Regions from separate parts of the Homo sapiens genome. Here region 2 is linked to region 1. Evidence: chromatin loops called from intact Hi-C (ENCODE). Cell type or tissue: endothelial cell of umbilical vein. All regions are shown on one strand. Links, peaks and the distances in the headings refer to the core of each region. The heading gives the core; the rest is flanking DNA. Region 1 overlaps LOC107986178 (a long non-coding RNA gene). Region 2 overlaps LINC02360 (long intergenic non-protein coding RNA 2360).

Region 1 (5,390 bases), core at 156-5,155:
CTAAAAATGTATAAACTAGAGACAAGTTATCTGACCTCTCCCCCCAATCCCTTCTCCACACCACACTCAAAATCCAACTGTGGAACAGATACAGAATAACTGCTACTGACTCTGTCTTAGAAAAAGAGAGAAAACAGAAAGCACAGACAGTTACTGGTCCATAGCAATTCTGAAATCCAGCCAGACACATGTTCTGTAGGGCCCTTTCCTCCTTCATAACAGTGATTCTCCCAAACTTTGGCTCTGTGCTCAAAGTTCATGGTTCCTTCCCATAAGTCATTCATCATTTTGCATAAGAAAATTGACTCTGCAACGAATGAGACTTCTCAGCCTGCTTCCCAACACCGTTTTCATTTTATACAGCCTCTATTTCTTTTTTTCCAAGTAGGTGGTGCTTCCACCAGAAATTTATTTTAAAATCTTTGTGAATTTTTTTTTACTCTTATGTGGGTTCACTCCATTAGACTTAGCCAAATCACAAAGCTCTTTTAGGAAAGCTCTTCTCCACCTTGAGTTTCTTGTGAAGCTGCTGTTAGAAAATGAATTTTCGGAAGCCCTATTGTTTAATGGAAAGGACCTGTGAGCTGTCAACTTAAAATCCTCAAAGGCTCTTTTAAGTGTTCGAAAGTTTTCATGAGCCACTGCTTAAATTATTATCAGGTGACAGAACATCCTACCCTGTATTTGATCTTTGACCTAAGCCATGTGTAATTTTAGAATCATTTGCTGTCTGGAGAGACTGGGAATTGAAAATAGCTTTAATTTAAAATACAGCAAGTCCCAAACGCTTTTTATTTAGCATTTTACCAACACACTGGCTGGAAATCTTAACTAGATCCTTGAGATCTTTAGTTGAATTTCCTAATTATGACATTAACACAAGTGACAGTGTTGGTAGACTTTCTGCCACCACACAAGTATCCTCTTTCCTCCAGCTTCCAGAAACATTATCCCATTCTTACTTTCCTCTAAGCCCTCTATGACAGCCCTCTTGAAATATTTTAGGCTTTTACTAGCAGCCTCCTCAAGGTCTTTCTATCTCCTCCCCATTGCTCAATCTCAAAGCCAATGTCAATTTTTAAAAATATGGTAGTATACCATATTTAGTATTGTAATCTATTCCAAATATGTTTTTATAACAAATTATCCCGAAGTTAATGTTTCAATTTTAGCCAGACAGTTGCTAAGTACAAGACATTGCAAAGGCCTCTGCACTTTCATGTCCAGCAGGTGATCCACTGGGACTCCAGCTGGAGCTAATAGGTGGATCATTTATACACGGACTCACCATGTAGCTTGGGCTTTCTTCCAGCATGGCTGAGTTCTAAGAGCAAATATTCCAAGAAGCAGGAAGTGAAAAGTGCCTTTCCTTAGGCCTTGACCCCCAAAATGGGCACAGCGTTACTTCTGCCATATTCTATTGGTCAAGAAATAGCTGATCACAGATTCAAGTGGAGGATACATAGACGACACTGCATGTCACATAATTTGGAGGCTGATTTTTTTAAACTTTCACAAGTTGCAACCATCTTTCAGAAACAAATTTATGCACTTTTAGATGTTACAAAAAATAAGGCATGCAGCATCTCTTTGAGATTATAGTCTAAAATAGTTTTGTTTTTTGTTTTGTTTTGTTTTTTACCATGTCAACTTAATTAAGCTGTACCTTTCCAGAATCCCTTTCCTTATACAAATCCAGGTTAGGTTTGACACAAGGAAAGTTAATCATGATGTAGAATGTGGAAGTGAAAGAGCCATTATTACCCAGCAAATGTTGGTTTCTGGTGACAAAAACATTGCATGTTTCCATGTTATTGCTGAGGTTTAGATTTAATTGCTATCATGGGACAGTAGCTGGGCTTGGAGTAGCTCCACCACTTTTACTGGATTTCCTCTTTCATCTTCTCTAAGTCTTGAACCAGATTAGCATTTAGCCTTGTGGCAAAGGACATCATCTTCTTTTCATGGCCAACTGCATTGCTGATGTTGGAGGCAGTGCAGATGTGGGTTCCAGTTTCCCTCATAGGTTTTTTTTTCTTTACAGATTCCAGTTGTTCCTTTCCGTCCCCAATTTCACTTTTATATTTTTTCCCCGACTGATGGCTTTGCTGACCTTCAATGACTTTAGGTCTACTGCCAGATGCTGAAGGAACAACTTTCCTCAGACTTATTCACCTCCCACAATTATGTGTGGCTTACCCCCAAAATCAATCCTCTATTTCATATTACTTATAGTAGGGCTACTTCCCTGGTAGAAACCAAACTAACTCAGGCAGAGAATGATTAGTAAATTATTATATTTATAATACAGAGTAATATGCAAGATATGTAACGGAGTAACTAACTATGGGATGAGCAAAGCTTTCACAGAAGTGACATTTTACCTGGGTCCTTTTCATTTTTCCCAGTGCAGAAAAGACAGGGCATAGTACTCAAGGTAAAACAAACAACACTGATTCCGCTGACTTTCAAGTAATTGACTTTAAATAAATCACCTTTATTGACTGTAGCTGGTAGTTCTTTCAATCACATACTTTGGTTGTCACTAGACTTTTTCTGTTTACCCAGCACATGAACTTCCATTTGGTCAGGAAAGCCTTGGGATTTATAAGACCTTAGTCACAACACCTCCTTCCGATTTTGTTTTTCAGACATCCCTATTGAAAGCTGCTATTTATTCCCGACCATGACATGGCCAGGATAGAGAAATCTTAATAACTTCCTAGTTCTTCCTGAGCTGGCTCTCTGTGACTTTGCCTGATTACCCTATTTGTAGTGCATTCCCAGAACTTCAGGCACACCATGCACAAATGTGTGTGTCTTTATAAAGCACTTTCTCAAAGGGAGCATCAATCATTGCTCAAGCCAAATCTAGAGTGCTGCTGTTATGGAAGAGTTATTTATGAAATTGCCATCCCTGGGCTTCAGCCTCTGTTATGTCTCAACGAAACTGTTGGACTTTGAGCAACTCATATAATTTTCATATGCCTCAATTTCCACAACTGTAAAATGGATAATATTATCCTTAACAAATGCTGTTAGGGTTGCTGGTGGTGTTGGTTGAATTAAAAATGAATTTGAATAAATTAATTGTAAATTAAATATTAAATACAATCTATCCTTTTGTTAAGTATCAGCCTTTGTTTCTATCCATTAGTGTTGGGAAGTAAGAACACTTTGCAACCTAATAGTCTAGAATTTTACTCCTTAATCTCAGAGTTTTATTTCCTCCGGCGCTATTGAGGATTAGAAAGAATGCATGTAACACAGCTCAGACAGTGTCTAATGAATTCATTATAGGTGCTCCATGTAAGAGACCCAACTGGATCTAATGTAAGTTTGAGGTTATTTAAGATTATTTAATATGGTAGAAGGAGTTAGTCCAGGTAATCTAGGAACACTAATACCCTGTCTTTGTTACCTGCTTCTTTCTGCAAACCATTGCTCTAAATAATAAGGCAAATAAAAGGCAGAACAACACTTTACCAGTAGCTGGATCTTTGTCCCAAGCAAGAGATCATAGTGAGGTCTGATGCACTGTGTGGAGACAGAGTTTATTGAGGATTAAGACCAGGGTAGCTTCATTCTCTCTAAGCTTAAACTTGAAACTCACCATCCAAAGTATTTCACAGAGCAGTGATGGAAACAAAGGTGAATACAGAGAAGTAGAAATCATGGGAGAGTGTACTTGTGCCCATGTTAACTCTAGACTGGCCTATGCCTTCCCCTATACAAGCATAAATCTGAATCCAGCATTTACGTAGAAGAATAAAGAAAGTGTACAAAGAAAGAGATGCCTAATATGGCTGGAACACTGTACTATTACTTCTTTGGCACATGGAAAGAAAGGTTCAGAGAAAAACTGTACATAAATATTTCCCAACTTACATATATACTTTAAAGCTATCCCTTAGGAAAATAAGTCCCATTCAGAGGTCCCAGTATTAGGAAATCTTCCCTCACTGGTATCAGGAAAGAGGATAGTGAAATTGTGTATTTAACCATGACTTATTAATAACATTATCTCATGAGTAGTTATCTTCATTCAGTGTTCATTTTATTTATTTGTCTTTGCTGAAACAGACTAAGACCCTTTGGTGTTAATTCTAGTTCTCGTAGTAGGTAGCTGAGCGACCTTGAACAAGGTTTCTCTCTAGCACTCAATTTCTACATCCATAAATAGAAGGTGTGAACCAGATAATTTGTTGTTTCCCTCTCAGATCTAACATTCTGGTAGATAATCTAGTTACCTAGCTTCCTATAAAGTACTTTTAAAAATTAAAAGTGTGTGCTTTTATTCTCTAGGAAATAGTTTTGCATCCCACTCTTTACTTTAAAAATCTCTGCTGCATGATTTTTCTTTTAACAGACACAAAATCTTGGTGATTTTGCGAAAGTTAAAAATAGAGTCCCTTTGAAAATAGGAGAGTCACGCTGTTTATAAATAGCAGGCCTTCAACTCTGCAGCGTATTCGGTCAGAAAGAGCAGTTTAAACTGGAATGAAGAGTAAAAATAAAACTATTTAACTACTTTTGCAAGAGTCTACCAAAGAGATTTAGATCGCCTATGTTAGCTAAAGAAAGGTATGGAGATGAAAAATTAAGGATTACTGGATTTACTGCGAACAGGAAGGTGCATTTTTAATAATTGCCCGTTTTATAAAGAGGAGACTGAGGCTTAGAGGAATTATTTTTTAGGACTGTGCCCAGAAAAGGGGGAGTCTTGAATGAGAACCTGCTTGATTAGGTCTTTCCATTCCATTATCCCACTTCTGAGACAATCGTGGAGCTCTCTGCTTATCCAACCACTTTCTTTTCACTCAGTTGACCCTAAACTCAAATATGAGACTGAAGGCAGGAGGAACTGTTATCGCTGAAGCATGTCTGCAAAGAGGTACCCCATGGATTAATCAATTAGGAAAAATGTATTTACCAGATACTTTATGCATGGTGCTGTGAAATAAACTTTATGAAAAATGCAGTCTTTGGTGTCAGGATGCCTACACACTGTTAAGGCAAGATCTTATCAAATTAAATGTCAGAAATACATAGTGCCCAAAGAAATACATAATATTAATTTCTAAGCATTCACCCAACATAATGTTCCTTGTATCTGGGTGGTAGTATTCCATGAGAATTTTATTTTTATTTCCTTTTTGCTTTTCTGAATATGTGTGACTTTTACAATGTTATAAAATGCACAGTATAAATTCTCCAAGGAGCAGTTTTCTTAGATACAGATATAATCAGCTTCAGACTACAAAGGTATGGTTGCCTGACTATTTTGGTGAATTAGTTTGTAGTGCTTTCAACAGACATTAATGTTTAGAGAAATTTTAGATTTATGGAAAAATTGAGTAAAAATCCAAGGTGTTCTCTTATATACTTTC
Region 2 (5,390 bases), core at 171-5,170, 53 kb before region 1:
TCTTAAAATGTTCCTGTTAAAATTTGCCTCGCATCATCTATAACTTCCCACTGATCATGAGTTTTTGGATTTTTACCCCATGAGATCATCCAGTCAAAAGGCGATGAGAGTGTCAAATTAATAAATGAATGTATAGTGAAAAAAGCTCACAATTTTCTACTCAAAACACACTAATTCACACGCTGCTGCCTTACCAAAAAGTTGTGCTACTGTGCAGTTACTGAAACATCGGTGTCCTTATTTTAAAATGGGGTCAACTTCCGTCCCCACCTGCCCACTGAGATGTTGTGAGGATCGAAACAGATAATGCAGCAAATGTTATTTAAAGCTGTTAGAGATCATGCAAAGTAAACATCATCTATATGACTAAGATGATGATGATGATGATGATGATGATGATGATGACAATAATGGCAAAGGTGATGAATCCAGGACTTTTTTTTTTTTTTTTTTTTGAGAGAAAAGGGGTCCTGTAAATAATTACTCTGGGACAACCCTCTTAAACCAGGATAGCCTCCAAAAAACTGGGGACAGGACAGCAGCCACTCTTTTTAAGCTGATCTTAACAACATGTTTAATTGCTGAAGATCACATCACAGTCTGGGGCTGGAAAGGAAGAATTTATATATCTTTCCAGCAACGTGGTTGATCTAAGAAAGCCTAACTTGAAAAGCAGATGGGAGAAGAAGGCAAGTGGAGGGATTGACCCTACAGCCCCATCATTGCTAGTTACTTAGCACAAAGTCATTTCTGATTAGATAGATCTACCTGTGTATCCCGCAAGCCCCTCAAATTCAGTGTTCTCAAACCCAGGTCTTCTGTCCACAAATTTTTTTTTTTTTTTTTTGAGACGGAGTCTCGCTCTGTCGCCCAGGCTGGAGTTCAGTGGCGCGATCTCGGCTCACTGCAAGCTCCGCCTCCCAGGTTCACGCCGTTCTCCTGCCTCAGCCTCCTGAGTAGCTGTGACTACAGGCGCCCACTGCCACCATGCCCGGCTAATTTTTTTGTATTTTTAGTAGTGACGGGGTTTCACTGTGTTAGCTAGAATGGTCTCAATCTCCTGACCTCGTGATCCGCCCACCTTGGCCTCCCAACACAAACTTTTTTGTAAAGACTTCTTTATGAAGTTATACTAAAATACCCTTTTCCATTGACTGACTCTTATTTTATCCGGCAGAAAGTTTGTTACTTTTGCCATCTAAAACTGATTTAAGTTTCCTTTTGCTTGTTCAAGCTGACTTCCACTGATTCTGTTCACGTGGCTTATCATACTTTACCTTAGGTATTAAGATACCCTTAATCTGGCTTTTCTGCTCGTAGCTCCCACTCTTCCAACTTGCCTGAATCCTCTGTCTGCTACTCTTAGAGCCATCATGCTTAATGATTTCTATCATTTTCTCTTCCATACTTGTACACGATGCATCTCTCAAAGTGCTTGAACTCTGTGCACTTACACTTAATGTTTAGCCAACATTCATATACTACCCTACATTAAAAAAAGCTATTTGAGATGAGAGTGACAAATCGCACAGGGCTTGAAATGGAATACAGACTGAAAAACTCACCCTTGAACAGCAGATTGTTTATATACATTTCTGTAAACATCCACTATATGCCCAGTGATGATGCTAAATGCTTCGGACTCCTACACAAAGAAGAAGAACAAGGAGAAGGAGAGAGAGAGGGACAGGGAGAAGAAAAGGGAGAGAGAGACGAGGAAGAAGAGAGAAGAGGAGGAGGAGGATAAACTTTCTCAAGACTTTTTTTTCTCCCCATAAAGTTTTGTCATGATGAAAGTCTTCTGGGTATCTTTATATTTTCATTCTCAATTTATACATACAAGGATGATCATATCTGACTGATTTTCTAGGAAAGTCCTGATTTCAAAAAGCATATTGCATACTATAAACTTATAAACCACCACCACTGTAAGAGATATTTAATATCTAGTTCAGTGGATCACAAACCCATTTATGTGATAACAATCCTGGAATTCAGAGTGTCTTTATAGAATTCTGTGATATAATGGTTTTATCATGTATTTAATTTCATCATGTAAAATAAGAAAGTATTTACTATCAGAAAATGTGATTTGATGCCCACATGGTGTATAAAAGTCATCTTATTATGATGGGCACTAGAGAGAAGGTAGTTAGTAGACAGCTTTTCAACCAAACTGTCACTGCTTTTGTTTTTGTAGCTGTTGTTGATGTCTGCTTACTTACTATGTGCATTCAGGTTTTTTTCTGTTTGCACATGAGAGTAGCTAACATTATCAGAAAGAAATTAAGGAAAAATACCTCATGACTGACATAATTCTAAAAAGTTAACTTAGCTTTTTCTCTCTATTTGCAAAACATTTATATGGCCAACCCACTTGCTCCTGTACTCTGCAGGCATATAATCTAAGATCTATTGGCTCAAAACCTTAAGTTTTAAAAAATCAGATTTATTTCATGATTATTGCCCATTAAGAAACATAATTTACTTCTAGGTCACACTCTAAGTGAAATTCTTGCTTTTTTTTTTTTTTTTTTTTCTCTAAACTTGAAAGGACGAAAGATGACACTTAGTGATTTTGGAAAAATGAATAGCAGAAATACGAACCAGACACATGGATGAAACTTATTCCATGGCTAAGCCCTGAAAACAGAATTAGTTAAGTCATTGGCTCAAAGAAATATGACTAAGGTTACTAGAGGATATGGCAGGAAGGGGCTCTATATTTATGGCATATTTAGTGTGAACAGGAAAACTGAGGAGAAAGGTCATTGACTGGGTTACTTTGTATTGTAGTGAAATCTTGATATGCTGTAAAACAGGCAGCACCAAGAATTTTGAAGAACTCAGGATTTGGGGTCAGAGAAGCAGGGTGGAATTCCAGCTTTGTTATATTTGGCAAGTCAATTAACTGCTGCCAGTCTCTATTATCTTTGCTTAAGTGACAATAATAATAATTGCATAGGAATATGTGCATATATTATATATATATAATCGCCTAACTGAATTTTATCAGGATTAAATGTATAATAATTGTTGTATGCAAAAATTGTTGACAACCACTTGAATACTAACACCAACAAACAGAAACTATCAAAGTGATGAGTCATATCATACGGTTATTTCATTTTGTTTTTATATTGACGTTTTACCCATAGAAGTTCTATTTTTTTAAAAAAAGATTAGTGCTTACACATATGGTAAATGTATTGAAGAGATCAGACTTTGGTGATATGAACTAGGTCCGATACAAGCAATAAATCTCCAAGTTTTCCCTTGGATATGGAAAAGCGTCACCAATGATATTGTTTTCATCAGCACTGCAGCTCAATTTATTTTCATTATATACCACAATGTTTTATTTTGGGATTCTGAAAACCCTTTTATTGGAAAATTAGGTCATTACAGCAATTGTGTTATCTCCCTCCACCTTCCTCCAATGTGCTGATCAAATCGCCCCCAGTTCAGGAAATCATCAAACAAATGAGAATGCTTACTCCACACATTTATGTGTCCACAGCTGCCCTTTAATGATGTTGTATCTGTTACCACTGTGGTTTCAAGTAACATTTTTCTCCTTTCACTTTGGATGATGTCCTCCAACAAATATTTGCATGTAAACAGTAAAAAGAAAAATATATTTTTCTGATCTAATTGTATGATACTTTTGTTTTCTCCTCCTCAAGTTTAAAGATGCTCAATGACTGTAGGAAGAAGATACTGGATTTTCAAAATAACATTTGATGAAAGCAATTGCCATGCAGTGATGAGAACAGGTTTGGGAGGCTCAAGACCTGGTGTGACATCCTGACTCCAATTGGTGTAAGCTGCATTGCTCTGCTCAAATGATTCAAACACTATAAACTGCAGTTGCACATTGGTAATACCTACTTCATTGGTATGTAAGATTTGAAAATGTTCATAAACCACCAAGCACTATGTAAGCATTAGTTATTCTTATTATGACTTTTTTATTCCTTCTATAGGGAAAAGAGTGCTAGAAGTTATAGCTAGGAATTCTAGTTACTATACAATTCCATAAACGATATTGTGAAAAAGCTTAAATTCTAAGATCAAAGATAATACTTATTCAGTAGGGTTTATATGTATGTTTATATATATATATATATTTTTACTCAGAGCAAATAATATGGTCAGTAAAATGGGTGACAATTGTAAACACAATGACCATTAGTGTTGTAAAGTACATGTCAGCCTAGGATGTAAAATAACTTTATTGAATAAAACCTTTCTAGCTACATAATATCTAAAGGTTACTGTGTTAATATACACACACAAACACACACACAGAAATAGCACTGAAAATAAAATAAATGAAGATGCTATTAAGTTCAAATGATGATGAAATTGACCCCCAAGTCATGGGAGTAGGTAAGCAGTAGAGAGCCAGTGGTCTTCTGAAGTCTGTAGCCCTGGGGCCTGACCCAGTCTCAGATAGTCCCCTCAATTCAAGATAAATTTAAATGCAATAGACTATAATCCAGGTCTACATATTTCCAGATCAAGCTATTTTCCCTTCTCCTTGCCAAGTGCAATAACAAAGTTTGGTTCTGAAATTCCCCAACGGACTGTTTAGCCTGGCTTTGGGCCCCCACATAGAGTGTGACAGCAGCCATGCAGTGAGGGCTTTCACCCCAGGGAAGGTGATGGTAAGCGTTCAGAAGATGTGTGCATGAGGTAAGACAAGTCTTTGCTTCATAAAGTGTTGTGTGTATTGTGAGTTGTTTCACTTCTCTTTCTCCCCACATCAAATTATAGTAAGGTCTAAAAGTGAATAACAAAAAACAGACTTCACAACACATTTCTAAATGATTCCTGGGAGGAATTCCCACCCAAATTGAGAAGCTTGGAGTTTTAAGATGGTTGTTGCTGAGGTCTGACTCTTAAGAGCAATCTGAGAACCCCTTTCTTTCATCTGAACTCAGACTATGCTCTTAGACCTAGAAAAAAAGGGGTTTCAGTGTCCAAAAGCTGAAAGGCTATGTTGTAGACATATAATGTTTCATGGACGGCAAAGCACCTGAAGGCTGTGCCTACATACAGACAAAGCGTGTCCCTAATTATAGGTTGATAGAGGCCAAGATTTAACTTTCCAATCCCTCATTAAAATATAAAGGCCTGTGACCTTGCCTACCAGCCAAGGAATGTGTCTGGTCTTAGGGACAGAAACGACCTAGGAATGGAGGCTTTTATGTTCTTGTGGGCAGGAGGTGCAGTAGGAGAATCAGCTACCAGGGATGGCCCACAGCACAGTGGAGATCTCATGTACAGTGTTGGAAGCAGTGGCAACAGCATTCAGGCCCTCACTAGATTAAGTCTGCAGCTTCATTTGTGCAGTGGTTCTGGCTTAGGAGCCTCTCCTTATTTTT

The links. Peaks named below come from ENCODE experiments on the same cell type or tissue, not always from the same donor. Only the 100,000 strongest peaks of a DNase experiment are listed, where the experiment ranks them.
Region 2: a loop joins it to region 1, with 6 times the contacts of the local background. A loop is called at or near these places in 2 of 110 quality-filtered maps.

The regions. Positions count from the first base shown.
Region 1 is chr4:11,688,674-11,694,063 of GRCh38, reverse strand. All of the region lies in intron 2 of LOC107986178 (a long non-coding RNA gene), which reads right to left. Among named protein-coding and RNA genes, the nearest start is that of LINC02360, 78 kb to the left of the region's middle. In endothelial cell of umbilical vein, for the core only: no CTCF peak of the experiment used is centred there; a DNase peak (open chromatin) is centred at 2,643; H3K27ac peaks cover 1,098 bases.
Region 2 is chr4:11,741,543-11,746,932 of GRCh38, reverse strand. LINC02360 (long intergenic non-protein coding RNA 2360) reads left to right here. Exons shown (of 4, transcript NR_146995.1): 3 at 3,687-3,822. All of the region lies in intron 2 of LOC107986178 (a long non-coding RNA gene), which reads right to left. Among named protein-coding and RNA genes, the nearest start is that of LINC02360, 25 kb to the left of the region's middle. In endothelial cell of umbilical vein, for the core only: no CTCF peak of the experiment used is centred there; DNase peaks (open chromatin) are centred at 2,782 and 3,462; H3K27ac peaks cover 2,483 bases.